2 separate regions of the Homo sapiens genome follow, and region 2 is linked to region 1. Evidence: read pairs that join two places in POLR2A ChIA-PET (ENCODE). Cell type or tissue: IMR-90. All regions are shown on one strand. Links, peaks and the distances in the headings refer to the core of each region. The heading gives the core; the rest is flanking DNA. Region 1 has its middle 29 kb from the start of CAMSAP2. Region 2 overlaps CAMSAP2 (calmodulin regulated spectrin associated protein family member 2).

Region 1 (8,035 bases), core at 1,277-5,276:
GCCCACCACCACGCCCGGCTAATTTTTATATTTTTAGTACAGACAGCGTTTCACCATGTTGATCAGGCTGGTCTTGAACCCCTGACTCGTGATCCACCCGCCTCGGCCTCCCAAAGTGCTGGGATTACAGGCATGAGCCACTGCGCCTGGCCACCCTTACATTAACTTCCTAATGAACTGGGAATCAAAACTACAGGCTTACTGTTTTACCAATGATCTGTGGCCCAGATTTCTGAAAATGCTATGTTCCACTTTCTCTGTTTTAAAAATGGGAACAACAATATATTTTTTTCTGTCTAATCACTAAGCATATTAGCAGAATCAAATGAGATGATGTGACTCATGTTGCTCTGTAAATCTGATTATGTATCATTAGCCCTTTGCAAGATCATTTCCAGAGAGACACAGAAATAACTTATCTAAAAGGATACTAGCTTCTCACAGGATTTTCTTTTTTATCCTCTTGTCAAACTAGAAATCAAGATTGGTAAGATTTCGGTCCTATAGGAATGAGATAGCTGGGCCATGAAGCAATTATGACTTATTTCAAGGATTTAAACAATGTAAAGAAAGCTTAGCTCCAAGGCTTCTCATTCTGTAAAGGTTAAAAATTGTATCCTAATTTCCATTTCTGGAATCTCTATTAGTCACAAGGAGGAGTCTACTGTGCCCTAGTTTAGCAGAAGGCAGATTAAGTACAAGATCGACATTTGCTCTCAAAGAAAGCAAATAGCCATATTTTGTCTTGAGAAACTACCACGATATGGAGAAAAAGATGAAAGATAATAAGATTATCTGGTGGGTTTTATTTGCCGTGTTAATGCTCTGGATGATTCAGGAAAACAAGCCCAGAAACTGAATTGTCTAGATTATTTGTCATCATCTGAATCTGAATTTGCTTATTCCACAGATAAATCAGCCAACCCTTCATTTTCCTGCTGGTTGTTTAAAAGTAGGGAAATGAATCAAATATCCAATTTTTCTTCCCTGGTAGTGGAGAGTCCAGAGCTCTGACCTCAGCTAGAATTTTGGGGGTACAAAATCAGAACTGCCTGGGGTACAGGTGAACAGCAATGGGGGCCTGAGGTGGGGGACCCAATGAAGGAGTCTCGGGAAGCAAAAATAGAGGGCCAAAAAGATCAATGGCCCAGACAAAAGACAACTGGATTCGAAACAAAGATCTGCAATAGTGCATACAAGATGGAGTGACTGCGATGACTGAGTGTGGGGGTACCTGAAAGTGCAGCAGGCAGAAGGACATCCTACGAAGTGCCCATTTCTGAGCATCATTAGCTGTAGCAAGTCAGAGCAGCAGCTGTCACTTCACATAACACATTGCCAAGCAGAACTGAGAGTATCTAGTGATTTCCAAAGTACCACAGAGAAGTCAACTAATAGAATCCTTGCTAATTTATTCACCCATTCATTTCTTCATTCAACCAACACTAATCGAGTGCCATTCTATGCCAAGATCTGTTCTGTGCTATTAGGATATGGCAGTGAATGACACATGTGGAGCTTCGAGTCTAATGAAGGAAAACTACAACTATAGACAAAGTAAATAAGAAAGCTATATGGTATTTAATATTTAAGAAGATATTAAGGGCTATGGAAAAAATTACAGCAGGGTAAAAGGTATTGAGAGTGCCAAGAGTGGGAAGAATTTGCCATTTTAAGCAGAGTACTTACTGAGAAGGGGATGTTTGAGCAAAGACTTGAGAGAGGTGAAGGAGTTTGCCATGTAGATATCTAGGAACAGAATGGTCCACAGTGTTCCAGGCAAAGAGGACAGCCAGGGCCTGAGTCAGGGACAGGCCTGTTTGGGGGAACAACAAGGAAACCAGTGTGGTTGGAGGTGAGAGAGTGAGGGGATGAAATCAGAAAGGAAAGGAGGGGAGCAGAGTTGCAGATCACACTGGGCCTTCTAGGTCTTTAGAAAGACTTTGACTTTTGATCTGCAAGAAATGGGGAATTGTTGGAGGTTTTGCAGCAGAGGAGTGATGTGATCTGATTTAGCATTCAAAAGGATTTATTTGGAAACTGTATTAATAAGAGACTGTAGAAAAACAAGGGTGGAAGCAGAGACTAGTTAGGAGGCTTTTGTGTTATCCGAGAGAGAGAGATGTCAGTACAAGTGACGGGTAAAATTTAATCTGCTGTTCCTCAGTGAGCAGTACATTTGGATATTGTACCTATATTGATTCTTTTTTTTTTTTTTTTTTTTTTTTTTCAGACAGGCTCTCACTCTCTCACCCAGGCTGGAGTGCAGTGGCATGATCATGGCTCACTGAGCCTCAACCTCCCAGGCTCAGTTGATCCTCCTACCTCAGCCTCCCAAGTATCTGGGATTGCAATCTCTTTATGCCTCAGGCAGCCAATGGTGTTCACTGACATGGGGCTTGGTGATGAGTCAAGCTAAAGACCCAATGGCAAATTGATGAGGTCTGTTATAGCATTTAAAAGGAATCTAAACACAAAGCAAAATATTCAAAATATCTAAATATCTCATCTGTATTTTCTCATCTTTGTCTATCTAAATTTCATCTATATTTGCTTATGCATTCTTGTTGGGGAGTTTCTACTTCTTTTTACTGTCATATTTGCTGACTCTTAACATGTGTTTTCTGAGGTATTATATCTACAAGTTATCTTGAATCTCAAGAACCCATATGATGGACAGAGTCTGGAGTGGTATGGGTCCTGTACCTCTTCCAACCTTTATTCTTCCCTCAGAGCTGCTAGGTCCACCCTAGCTGGCTGATTTCAGGACCCGTCTCATGGCAGGTGGAAAACTACATGTCAGGGAGACTTAAAGCTGGACCCAGATTTCCTTATGGAAAACAAGATCACTGCAAGAGCTGTCTAGGGCCTGTGAATGTGGGGTGAACTGGGCAGGTATTCCTCTGCTGGGAGATGCCAGGGCTGGCAGGAGCCAGACATGCATCACCTAAGATATGCTGCTGTGGAATTCACAGTGGGCCAGTCACTGTGCTGAGGAGGATCTGTTGTTTGAAGATAGTGATGACTCAGTTTCTGATGCAGTGAACATCAGTGATGAAGTGAATCCTCTGGATACCAGCAGTGACAAAGGATTTCATCTTCGAGAGTAAATGATTTTCTTGGTTTTCAGGATGAAGATTAAAATATTTTATTAATTCTTGGATGTTTTGTGACTGATTTTACTCTACTACATGGAGTGAAATATCAGCTTTTAAAAAAATTCACTTAATTTTCTCCTCTTTGCTCACTAGAGTGTAATGTGACATATGAAGGAACATTACAACATAGGAATCTCTTCTTTTCTGTTCTTTTTTGAGACAGAGTCACTCTGTCGCCTAGGCTGGAATGCAGTGGTGTGATCTTGGCTCACTGCAACCTCCACCTCCAGGTTGAAGTGATTCTCATGCCTCAGCTTCCTGAGCAGCTGGGACTACAGGCACATGCCACCACACCTGGCTAATTTTTGTATTTTTAGTAGAAACAGGGTTTCCCCATGTTGGCCAGGCTGACCTTGAACTCCTGGGCTCAAGTGATCTGCCTACCTCAGCCTCCCAAAGCGATTGACAGGCATGAGCCCCTGTGCCTGGCAGGGAATCTTTTCAACATTTTCTGTTTCTATATTTTTTGTGACCATTTTCTTTTCTTTTCTTTTTTTTTAACTGTGATATTTGTTAGTCTACATGTACCAGAGTCTGTCAAGTAAGAATCTTTGCTTTCAAACATCAGAAACAGACTCTGGGCCAGGCCTACTGGCTCACGCCTGTAATCCTAGCACTTTGGGAGGCCGAGGTGGGCAGATCACCTGAGGTCAGGAATTCGAGAACAGCCTGGCTAACATGGTGAAATGCCGTCTCTACTAAAAATACAAAAATTAGCCAGTCGTGCACCTGTGGTAGCGAGCACCTATAGTCCCAGCTACTCGGGAGGCTGAGATAGGAGAATCGCTTGAAACCAGGTGGTGGAAGTTGCAGTGAGCCAAGATCGCACCACTGCATGCCAGTCTAGGCGACAGAGCAACACTCCATCTAAAAAAAAAGGAAAGAAAAAAGGAAAAGGAAACAAACTCTGGCTAATCTCATTCAGAGTGAATTTACTGGAAGGCTATTAGGAGCTCATGGAATTGATGAGAGGCTTAGAATCCAGCTTTGGAATAGGTCGGATACAAAGACAGTTACTAAGCCTAGGAAGCAGAACTCAGAGGAATTGTCTCATAGTAGGGACCTTCTGGTTCCTTTACAATGACCAGGGTGGCAGAAATTTTGACTGCTTTTAGTCTTTTCATCTCTTTGATCATGATCCAAATTTGGGTGTGGTGGGGTGGTGATGACTGTTAGCCTGGGCCCTCTGAGAAGAAGGCAGACACCAAGATAGGATTAACATGCAAGGATGGTTTTAGGAGAAAAGCCTGTGAGGGGAAGGGGGAGGGAGCTGGGAAGAGCAGAAGGGTCATCAGATCGTAACATGAGTCTGACTCTGAGTGAAGGAGTTAGGGAAGGAAGATAGGGTGGAAGATCCTAGATGGCTGTGCAGTCTAAGGAAGTTTTGGCAAAGGCCCTGGGGAGTTCTCCAACCGAAGCCACCCATCAGAGGAGGTCTGTCTCTCCCAGGAATGGGCCTGCTGCATTTAGTCATTGGCTGGGAGTAGCCCCGGAGAAGCATGACCTCTGGTGTAAATGTGGCCGTGGGTTTCAGCAGGCAGCAGCTGGGGACCCTAGGTCAGTTATGCTCCCTGTAGTTGGATCTCTGTGAAGTGCATTCTCACGGTTGCCTCAGCAACTGACAGGCTTAGTATGGGCCATGGTCCCACTCTGTTAGGGCAGGGAAGACCCCTGTTACGGTATCACAGATGGAAGATGTAATTATCCAAAAGGAAATTAGGTCCTGCTACAGAGGGGAAATGTATGATGGGTGGCCAATACCCAACAAATTCCACTTCTTGTAGCTACTTGTTTAGAAATTCCTTAAAATTACCTATTTTGCCACTTGTTTTGTGCCAACTTTAAAAAATGTATCTGTTTCATCCACATGGGCTATTAAAATTCCATGCAGGTTGGGCACGGTGGCTCATGCCTGTAATCCCAGCACTTTGGGAGGCCAAGGTGGGCGGATCACCTGAGGTGGGGTGTTTCAGACCGGCCTGGCCAACGTGGAGAAACCCCATCTCTACTAAAAATATAGAATTAGCTGGGTGTGGTGGCACATGCCTGTAATCCCAGCTACTTGGGAGGCTGAGGCAGGAGAATGACTTGAATCTGGGAGGGGGAGGTTGTGGTGAGCAGAGATCGTGCCATTGCACTCCAGCCTGGGCAACAAGAGTGAAACTGTCTCAAAAAAACAAAACAAAACAAAATTTCATGCAAACATATATTATGTTGATGCTTTTGGTTATGAATATTTGCTGAAATTACTACTGGTATTTGCTTTGATAGCATGTGTCTTATAAGGATTCTATTAGTAAACATATGTGCTGTTGCCTGTTATCTACCAATATTCAATATTACAAATATATTTCTTTTGCTAAGGGAGTTTATACTTATTTTAGGATTTAGTCAACTATTACTGCATGTCTAGAACTTAAGATTGTTGACTTTGGATTCCAGTATTCTCTGCATTGTATTTACATGAATAAAATAATGTTTTCTTTTATTTAAAAAACTTTATGGCCTGGCCCGGTGGCTCATGCCTGTCATCCCAGCACTCTGGGAGGCCAAGGCAGGTGGATCATGATGTCAGGAGATCGAGACCATCCTGGCTAACACAGTGAAACCCTGTCTGTACTAAAAATACAAAAAATTAGCTGGGCGTGGTGGTGGGTGCCCGTCGTCCCAGCTACTTGAGAGGCTGAGGCAGGAGAATTACTTGAACCTGGGAGGTGGAGCTTGCAGTGTGCCAAGATGACACCACTGAACTCCAGCCGGGGCGACAGAGCCAGACTCCGTTTCAAAAAACAAAACAAAACAAAAAACTTTATTTATTGATTTATTTTTATTTTTTGAGACAGAGTCTTGCTCTGTCACCCAGGTAGGAGTGCAGTGGTGTGATCTCGGTTCACTGCAACCTCCACCTCCCGGGTTCAAGCGATTCTCCTGCCTCCGCCTCTCAAGTAGCTCAGACTACAGGGGTGTGCCACCATGCCCAGCTAATTTTTGTATTTTGAGAAGAGACAGGCTTTCATCATGCTGGCTAGGCTGGTCTTGAGCTCCTGACCTCAAGCGATCCACCCACCTCAGCCTCCCAAAGTGCTGGGATTGCAGGTCTGAACCACTGTGCCCAGCCTATTAAAAAAAACTTTAAAATGAGACCCTCAATACATGTATTAATTTATTTTATTTTATTTATTTTTTTGAGACAGGGTCTCGTTCTGTCGCCAGGCTGGAGTGCAGTGGCGTGACCTCGGCTCACTGCAATCTCTGCCTCCCAGGTTCAAGCGATTCTCCTGCCTCAGCCTCCCGAGTAGCTGGGACTAAAGGTGCAGGCCACCAAGTCCAGCTAATTTTTGTATTTTTAGTAGAGAAGGGGTTTCACCATGTTGGCCAGGATGGTCTCGATCTCTTGACCTCGTGATCTGCCCTCCTCGGCCTCCCAAAGTGCTGGGATTACAGGCGTAAGCCACCGTGCCTGGCTTTAATTAATTTTTCCAGAGAAAATTTTCTTTGTAAAATTGGAGCATGCCTTATATGGCAGTAATCATGGTGGTTTGGGGAAGGAAACCCTGCCATATCCATCAAACTTCTGATAAATTCTCCAAATTTAAATAAATATAAATTGTACATCATTTACTTTACTTCTAATTGCTAATATTGGAGGTTTTCTCCCAGCCCTCTGTAAGTGGATTATGCATCATATGAGTCCCACTCAACATTTTCTTTTTTTTTGAGACAGATTCTCGCTCTGTCATCCAGGCTGGAGTGCAGTGGCTTGATCTCAGCTCACTGCAACTCTGCCTCCTGCGATTCTCCTGCCTCAGCCTCCCGAGTAGCTGGAACTACAGGTGCGCACCACCATGCCCAGCTAATTTTTGTATTTTTAGTAGAGATGGGGTTTCACCACATTGGCCAGGCTGGTCTTGAACTCCTGACCTTGTGATCTGCCTGTCTTGGCCTCCCAGAGTGCTGGGATTACAGGCGTGAGCCACCGCACCTGGCCTGAGTCCCACTCAACATTTTCATAGAAATTATCCGGGCATTTTATAAAATTTTTACCAATTTTTAGTTATTAAAAGTCATACTGCTCAAGCACGTAAGACTGGAAGATATAATTTGCTCATGTTTATAAGAGTTTTACAGTAATAAGGGTTGATATGGCAATATATAAAAGTAGGAATCATTTCAATGTATCCCAGATGATAGTGGCATTAAATAAAAATAATATCAATTAACTAGTGAAAATAGTCTTTCTGATGTTTCTGCTTTTTAGAATATAAAATGACAAATCTACTACATTTGCTTCTGTAAAACAAACTTTGTCTTTAAATATAACATGTGGTCAGGAAAGTATACAAATAAAATGTATGGCTCAATGAATTTTTACGAGGTACATTTTGATAATCACTAGAATGCATCTTCCTGACCTCTAATAACAAGGAGCCTAATTGACCACTGTGCTCTACAATTTATTATTATACCTGAGCTGAGGCCACTCTGGCCTTGGGCTGCTTTCCATCAATGACTGTGTTACTGAGGCAGGCCCATTACGGGGAGACACAGGTCTTCCTTGATGGCCAACTTAGACTGGAGGACTCCCCAACACCCTTGCTGAATCTTCCCCAGACTTCATGGTGCTCTAGGATACTTTCACCCAACATATCTTCCCTTCCTCTTTTACTCAGGGTCACACTTGCATGTGACCACTCTCTCAGTCTTTCCAACTCCTTCCCTATGTTCTCACACAAGCATTTTCCTAATAAAATCCTTGAAGATTTAATTCTGTGTTGGTGTCTCCTTCTTAGAGAACTCAAACTAACACATGAACCCAACTATGTAACTGGCCCCAGATCAAGAGACAGAATATAACCAGTATCTTGAAAGAGCCTTTT
Region 2 (8,035 bases), core at 2,246-6,245, 56 kb after region 1:
TTTTTAGAGGGAATCTTAAATTCTATGACATAAATAATAATTATTAATTAAATTCTATGTTTCTTTTATAAAAATCTTGTAAGAGAATTTTTTCCATTAATCTTTATAGAAAATGTGCCAGAGGAACTTCAAGAACCATTTTACACAGATCAGTATGACCAGGAACACATCAAACCACCTGTTGTTAATTTGCTTCTATCGGCTGAACTATACTGTCGTGCTGGGAGTCTCATTCTCAAGAGTGATGCTGCAAAACCCCTTTTGGGCCATGATGCTGTAATCCAGGCTTTAGCACAGAAAGGTCTTTATGTCACTGACCAGGAAAAATTGGTAACTGAACGAGATCTCCACAAGAAACCCATACAGATGGTGAGTCTTTATATACCCAAGATTATTTTAAGTTTGAAGTGTGTACTTTTGAGTGTGAATGATATACTGTAAAACAGAGGGAAATGTTTTGAAATTGGATTGTATTTTTGCCTAGAGTTTACAACTCATCTTTTTCTTAACCTTGTTTCCAAATGAAGGAAGATTTTAACGATTTTGGAATGTTTGGTGCCATCTAATACCTTGGAGAAACAACTACATAATTTCCAACTACCTTAATGTAATTTTAATTGAAAACTTTTATTTTTTCCGTTGTAGAGACTGGCTAGAAGAGATGGAAAATGCATCCTTGACTTTATCATTAGGAAAGAGTTGAGATTAATAAGTGCTGATTTATGGCCGGGCGCGGTGGCTCACGCCTGTAATCCCAGCACTTTGGGAGGCCGAGGCGGGCAGATCACCTGAGGTCAGGAGTTCAAGACCAGTCTTACCAACATGGAGAAACCCTGTCTCTACTAAAAATGCAAAATTAGCCGGGCATGGTGGTGCATGCCTGTAATCCCAGTTACTTGGGAGGCTGAGGCAGGAGAATCGCTTGAACCCAGGAGGTGGAGGTTGCGGTAAGCTGAGATCATGCCACTGCACTCCAGCCTGGGCAACAAGAGCAAAACTCTGTCTCAAAAAAAAAAAAAAAAGCTCATTTATGTACTTGAATAACTTCTTGGTAAATTTCTGCATATCAGATATTTTCGTTTATTTGATAGCTTTGAACTCATTCTTGTAGACAACACACACAGAAGGCCTCTAAGCTGGCCTGGGGCCATCATGCAGGAACTCTCTCATAGGCAGTCTCAGGAAACATAAATCTAAATGTTTAAGTTCATTGTATGCTGGTTCAGTCCATTGTACTGCTTTAGCTTGAGTTTCACAAAATGTGGACATCATCAAGGATGGTATTAGAAAGAAAAGTGGTTTTTCCATACTCGATTAAATCAAAGAGTAGTAGTTTTGCTTGGGAGGAAGGTAAGGTGTATATGTAGAAAAGTATATTATAAAATTTATGAAGTTATGTAATTTAGGAAGAATGAACAAAAAAATTAGTTTATAAAATCTATTACTAAATGAGGTGATGACCTGTTTTGTTTTCTGGTTTTTTTCCTTCTTTAAAGTAACTCTTTTAATATTTCTAAGTAATGGAAAATAATGTATTGATTAGTTAATGGAATTTATAGATTTACAATATAGTTATTAACAATAACTAGAATATTGATTATCCAGTATGAGATTGTCATCTTTCATTGATGGCTCCAAAATCACCTTATAGTTACCCTCTGACTTTGGCATACCTGCTTTGCATACATATCATATGTGAACAGTTTGCCCATACCAGGGACAAGCAGAATCTACTTAGGTCCTTATCAGTGTCTCATATTCATCTCCCCCAGAATCATTCCCCTAGCTGGACACTCCAGCTTGTGATTACTTCTGCTTCCGTTGTTTGAAGGCTAAGTGGATAGTTAGAAAGCACATCCATGACTTTGTGAAGCAGTGTTTGTTTAGTTGCTGTTCTTTCAGATACAGATATATATGTCATAGATAACCTACTTATCCTTAGAGTGTCTATTTCAGATCCTCTAATAAGAATGAAACAAATTTAACATGTTTTCTACATTTTTTTCCAGTGTAGTTTGTATGTGTGAAATACTTGGACAATTAATTTTAAAATGAGGGGTTTGGTAGACTGCTGATTGTGTTACTCATGTTTCTTTCACACTTTATTGATCCTGCTGATAGCTTTGAATGTATTTTAATAATATTTAAGGAATGGAGTTTAAATGACTTAGAATCTTTTTTTTTTTCTTAGTTGGAGTCTCACTCTGTTGCCCAGGCTGGAGTGCAGTGGTGCGATCTTGGCTCACAGCAACCTCAGCCTTCTGGTTTCAAGCAATTCTTGTGCCTCAGCCTCCCAAGTAGCTGAGATTATAGGCGTGCATCACCATGCCCAGCTAATTTTTGTACTTTTAGTAGAGGCTGGGTTTCACCATGTTGGCCAGGCTGGTCTTGAACTCTAGACTTCAAGTGATCCTCCCACCTCAGCCTCTCAATATGCTGAGATTACAGGTGCACGGCATGGGCAACATAGAATCTTTATCTCTGGTTCTAACTTCTATTTGTGGATTGTTAGAACTTGAGAACTTCAGGCTGGGTGTGGTAGCTCACGCCTGTAATCCCAGCACTTTGGGAGACAAAGGCTGGCGGATCACCTGAGGTCAGGAGTTTGAGACTAGCCTGGCTAACATGGCGAAACCCCATCTCTACTGAAAATACAAAAATTAGCCAGATGTGGTAGTGCGCGCCTGTAGTCCCAGTTACTCGGGAGGCTGAGGCAGGAGAATCTCTTGAACCCAGGAGGTGGAAGTTGCAGTTAGCCGAGATTCCGCTACTGCACTCCAGCCAGACTGGGCGACAGAGTGAGACTTTGTCTTAAAAACCAACCAACCAAAGAACTTGAGAACTTCATATTTGACCTACATCATCTTAACCCTTTGCAGTGTCACATTTACCAACCTGTGTTTTAATTGTTTACTTTCAACTTTTATCACAATTTGATTTAAAGTTTTCCAGTTGCTGTGGCATTTTGATTGATGATATTTAATGTAACTATTTTCCTGAAACCTGCGTGAGAAAATTTCTCAGATTACTAGTAAAAAGTTGTTCCTTAAGAAACTATGTTTTTGGCTGGGCGTGGTGGCTCGCGCCTGTAATCCCAGCACTTTAGGAGGCCAAGGAGGGTGGATCATGAGGCTAGGAGTTTGAGACCAGCCTAGCCAACATGGCGAAACCCCATCTCTACTAAAAATACAAAAATTAGCCAGGTGTGGTGGCAGGCACCTGTAACCCGAGGTCGGGAGGCTGAGGCAGGAGAATCGCTTGAACCTGGGAGGCGGAGGTTGCAGTGAGCCGAGATTGCGCCACTGCACTCCAGCCCAGGTGACAAGAGCAAGACTCCGTCTCAAAAAAAAAGAAAGAAACTATTTTTTTAAAGAGTAAAGTAAGAGTTAATGTAAATTAACAGTTTTTTTTTCCTGCTTTTTGGGAAGTATCATGAAAAATAGTGTGTTTAATTGCACTGAATATATTGCCCCCCACTTCCACTTCTAAATTATTTTTAATTTGGGATATTTTATTTCTGTATGCCAGCCTTTTGGGGGGAAAAAAAGTGTGGTGGTAGCAAAAGTATCATCCTAATTTTTCAAGAAATAATGTTAGTACTAATTCTTTTTCTTCAAAGTCTCAGTATAAAAATTTCCTGTGAAATAATATATATGAAGACAGAAATCTTTAGAAGAATTTACACCAGACTGTTAACTTTGGTTTCTTCTGTGAAATGGGATTAAATAGGATTGGAGAAATAAATGGTAACTTTCATATCTTATTTGATGTATTTCTGCACTATTAACATTTTTATATGATTTTACTGTTTTAAAATTTAAAATGTAGAGAAGAAATTTAAATTCAAATAGAAATTATCATTATCTGAAATAACATGCCTTGTATGCATACTAAATATTTCTGATAGTTAAATTGTTAAAGAGAAATAAGTATCCTGCATTTAGCCTTTAAGCAGACATAGGAAATAAGAATAAATATTGAAGACCTCTCTAAATGGTTAAATTCCAAATATCCCGTAAATGGCAATTCAAACCTTTAAGATATCTTTTCTGTAGTTCCTTTTAGTAATCAATCTTTAAAAAGAAAAGATGTGGCTGGGCTCAGTGGCACATACCTGTAATCCCAGCACTTTGGGAGGCCAAGGCGGGTGGTTCACCTGAGGTGAGGAGTTTGAGACCAGCCTGGCCAACATAGTGAAACCCCATCTCTACTAAAAATACAGAAATTAGCTGGGCGTGATGGCAGGCACCTGTAATCCCAGCTACATGGGAGGTTGAGGCAGGAGAATCACTTGAAACCGGGAGAAGGAGATTGCAGTCAGCCAAGATTGCACCATTGCACTCTGGTCTGGGCAACAGAGTGAGATTCCATCTCAAAAAAAACAAAAAAACAAAAAAACTCAACGTAACTTCTCAAAACAAAAACATTTCTCTCAATCTCCACCCCAAAATTAATACTACAATCTGCTTATCAGTCAAACTTGCCTTAGTCATACTTCTTTATTTATTTATTTTTTCGAGACTGAATTTTGCTCTTGTCACCCAAGCTGGAGTGCAGTGACACAATTTCAGCTCATTGCAACCTCCACCTCCCAAGTTCAAGCAATTCTCCTGCCTCAGCCTCCCGAGTAGCTGGGTAAATTACAGGTGCGCCACCATGCCCAGCTAATTTTTGTATTTTTAGTAGAGATGGGGTTTCACCATGTTGGCCAGGCTGGTCTCGAGCTCCTGACCTTGTGATCCACTCACCTCGGCCTCCCAAAGTGCTGGGATTACAGGTGTGAGCCACCGCACCCGGCCATATGTTATGTTCTATGTATCCAGCTGACCACTGACATCTCCGCTTGAATGATGTTTGAACTAAAAATCTAATGAGGAAGAAAACTGGGAAAAAAAACTAGACAGTATGAAATAAGTGTTCTAACTTTAAGCAATAGATACTGAGATCTTAGAGGTGGATGTGATCATCTCTATTAGGGAGGATCAGGGAAGGCATCACAGGGTAGAATGATAAATGGGATTTCAGTAGTTGGGAAAAGGGATGGGATGAGAGTAGTAACTGGGTTGAAGGAATTGTTTGACTCAAGATTGAACTGTGAAGGTATGTTAAGTATTATAAATTAAAATATTGACTGCATGGAGGGATAAATGTCAGATGAGGCTAAAAAATAATTTAGAGCTAGATCATGAAGAGTCTGTAAGTTAGATAATGAGGAGGCTGTAAGTCTGAGTTAAGGATTTTTAACTTTCTGTGGGTTACAGAATCATGGAATAGATTTTCATACTATATTACAAAACACTTGGAAGCATTGCAAACTGAACCGCTATACTGTCAGCTTAGTTTAAATAATTATTGCAGTCTGTTAATTCTCAGATTTTATCTATTGTTTATTTATGAGACTATCAAGTAGCTCTTTTTTTTTTTTTTTTCCTGAGACAGGATCTCACTCTGTTGCCCAGGCTGGAGTGCAGTGGCGCAATCACAACTCACTGTAGCCTCGACCTGCAGGGCTCAGGTGACCCTCCCACCTCAGCCTCCTGGGTAGCTGGGTCTGCAGACGTGCACCACCCCACCTGGCTAATATTTTTTTATTATTTTTTTTGTAGAGACAGGGTCTCCCTATGTTGCCCAGGCTGATCTCAAACTCCTGGGCTATGCTGGGATTACAGGTGTGAGCTGGGATTACACCTGGTCTATCAGGTAGCTCTTTTCATTTAGTTTACTGTGTGCCATGCAGTGTGCTTACACTTTAACACTCTATCTTACGTAATTTAATTCTTACAACAACTCCAAGAGGAAAGGATCATCCCTTTTCTATTGATGAAGAAACTGAGGCTTTGAGAATATAAGGTCACAGAGCAAGTATAGTTAAGTAGTGAAGGCAGGATTCTGAACATCTCTGCTTTAACTATAAATCCTATATTCTTTTTCGGTTTTTTTTCTTATTTTACTTCTCTTTTACATGATAACAGGATAAATCCTATGTTCTTAACCACTAAATTGTATTTTCGTCTTTGCCTAGGGAATAGGTAGATGGGAAGTAGTAAGGTGGAAGGAAATAGAAATGGTGTGCCACCTGGAACTCTGCCTGGTGGTTTGTTTGAAATCTTGGTAATTTGCCTAGGTTTCTTTCCAAAGTAATTTCCCCTCTCTGTTCCATTTACCCACTCTGTTCCTGTATTAAAGGTTATGTTAATTCCATGTACCTTAGGAGTAATTATAGCAGTTAAGTAGAATGACTGCTGACAGGGGATGAAGTAGAGTTGTGACAGAGTCTAGGTGGACATGAGTTAATTGATACAGTATTTAAGAATATGCAGGCAGGGCGTGGTGGCTCACACCTGTAATTCCAGCACTTTGGGAGGCCAAGGCAGGTGGATCACCTGAGGTCAGGAGTTCGAGACCAGCCTGGCCAACATGGTGAAACCCCATCTCTACTAAAAATACAAAAAAAAATTAGCTGGGCATGGTGGCGCACTCCTGTAATATCAGCTACTTGGCACATGCCTGTAATACCAGCTACTTGGGAGGCTGAGGTGAGAGAATCGCTTGAACCTGGGAGGCAGAGGTTGCAGTGAGCTGAGATTGCGCCACTGCACTCCAGCCTGGGCAACAGAGTGAGACTCCATCTCAAAAAAAAAAAAAAAAGAATATGCTGAATAATTCTCTAGTTACCATTATTTTTGCTGGATACACAAAATGTATTGAGAACAGAGAAGCTGATCCCAGGAACTTTGTGTTGTCCCTCTTTTTTTTTTTTTTTTTTAAACATATTGGTCTTATTTGGCAACTATGCTTAGGAATTTCCATTGTGTCACCATCTGTTGGAACTCAAGTGTAATTTACTTGTGTAGAGGCTTGTTAAAAAAAATCCTTTCCCTGTTTAAGAACAGGATTATATAAATGTAGTATTGTAATAGTAGGTGAGAAGACATTAATTTCTGGTCACCCTTGTATATGAGTGGCTTGCAAATTTATAAGCCAAACCTGTCTTTGAAAAATTAATTACATTCTCATAGATGTTGTTGAACAGGGTTTTCTTCTTCATGCACAGTGCTAGAACTCAATTTTCTGTTTACTACTCATGTACCTAATAATGTTCCATTATTTCTAGGTAACATCTATACCTCTGTTACAAATTCACAATATCTTTTGATACCTTACAACCATGTTTATCATGTTAGAGTAACTCTTTATTTGTGATCATTTATTTGGAGCTCCAAGTTTACTTTCTCATAGAAATAACTTGATGAATGGTACTTACTTTACTAGGTGATCTCACAAAGACTCTTTTTAATAAAACTGAATTGTCAGACCATTTATTAATTTATTTAAGGAGCTTCTGCATTGTCCTTTGTATTTTCTACCATGATTACAAAGAGTTTCATGTTCTTCAGTGTCTCACTTTCTAGCGGTGGCTTATAGAAAACTGTCCAATGTTTTAGGAGTGTAAAGGCACCAAACTCTGTACTACACTTCAACTGAGTTTTGAAGGATGCGGAGGAATTTACCACATAGAGAAATGAAGGCTGTGTTGTACGGTATTGTATTTGGGAGTATAATGGGATGTTAAAAGGGAGTGTGAGAGCATGGTGACCCTCAGGTCAAAGGAAGCAGCTTAGTTGTGGCGTTAGCACTAGCTGCCTTTTGAGGGGTGATAAGAAACGAGATCACAGAGTTAGATAGGGTTAGGGCATGAATGATGTTTTGTGCTATGCCAAGTGTTTACGTTATCCTGGAAGTGATGGGAACCCTAGTGTAGGGTTTTAAGCCAGAGAGGGTATCATCAGATTTGTGTTTCAGAAAGTCACTGTGGTGTATTGTAGAAGAGATACCACTTAGGAGGCTGTTGAAATAGCTGGAGGCCTGAACTAAGGTGCAGGCCATGAAGATTTATTAGTAGGGTTGAGTGGGAGAGACTTTTTTTTTGTTGTTGTTGTTTTGAGATGGAGTCTTGCTCTGTCACCAGGCTGGAGTGCAGTGGCGCGATCTCGGCTCACTGCAACCTCCATCTCCCAGGTTCAAGCGATTCTCC

What was found. Peaks named below come from ENCODE experiments on the same cell type or tissue, not always from the same donor. Only the 100,000 strongest peaks of a DNase experiment are listed, where the experiment ranks them.
Region 2: POLR2A ChIA-PET joins it to region 1 with 8 read pairs; 6 of 35 experiments call an interaction of 5 or more read pairs at or near these places.

The regions. Positions count from the first base shown.
Region 1 is chr1:200,705,966-200,714,000 of GRCh38, forward strand. No RefSeq gene overlaps it. Among named protein-coding and RNA genes, the nearest start is that of CAMSAP2, 29 kb to the right of the region's middle. In IMR-90, for the core only: no CTCF peak of the experiment used is centred there; a DNase peak (open chromatin) is centred at 3,006.
Region 2 is chr1:200,760,730-200,768,764 of GRCh38, forward strand. CAMSAP2 (calmodulin regulated spectrin associated protein family member 2) reads left to right here. Exons shown (of 17, transcript NM_203459.4): 2 at 110-369. Among named protein-coding and RNA genes, the nearest start is that of CAMSAP2, 26 kb to the left of the region's middle. RefSeq lists an enhancer at 6,088-6,588. In IMR-90, for the core only: no CTCF peak of the experiment used is centred there; no DNase peak of the experiment used is centred there.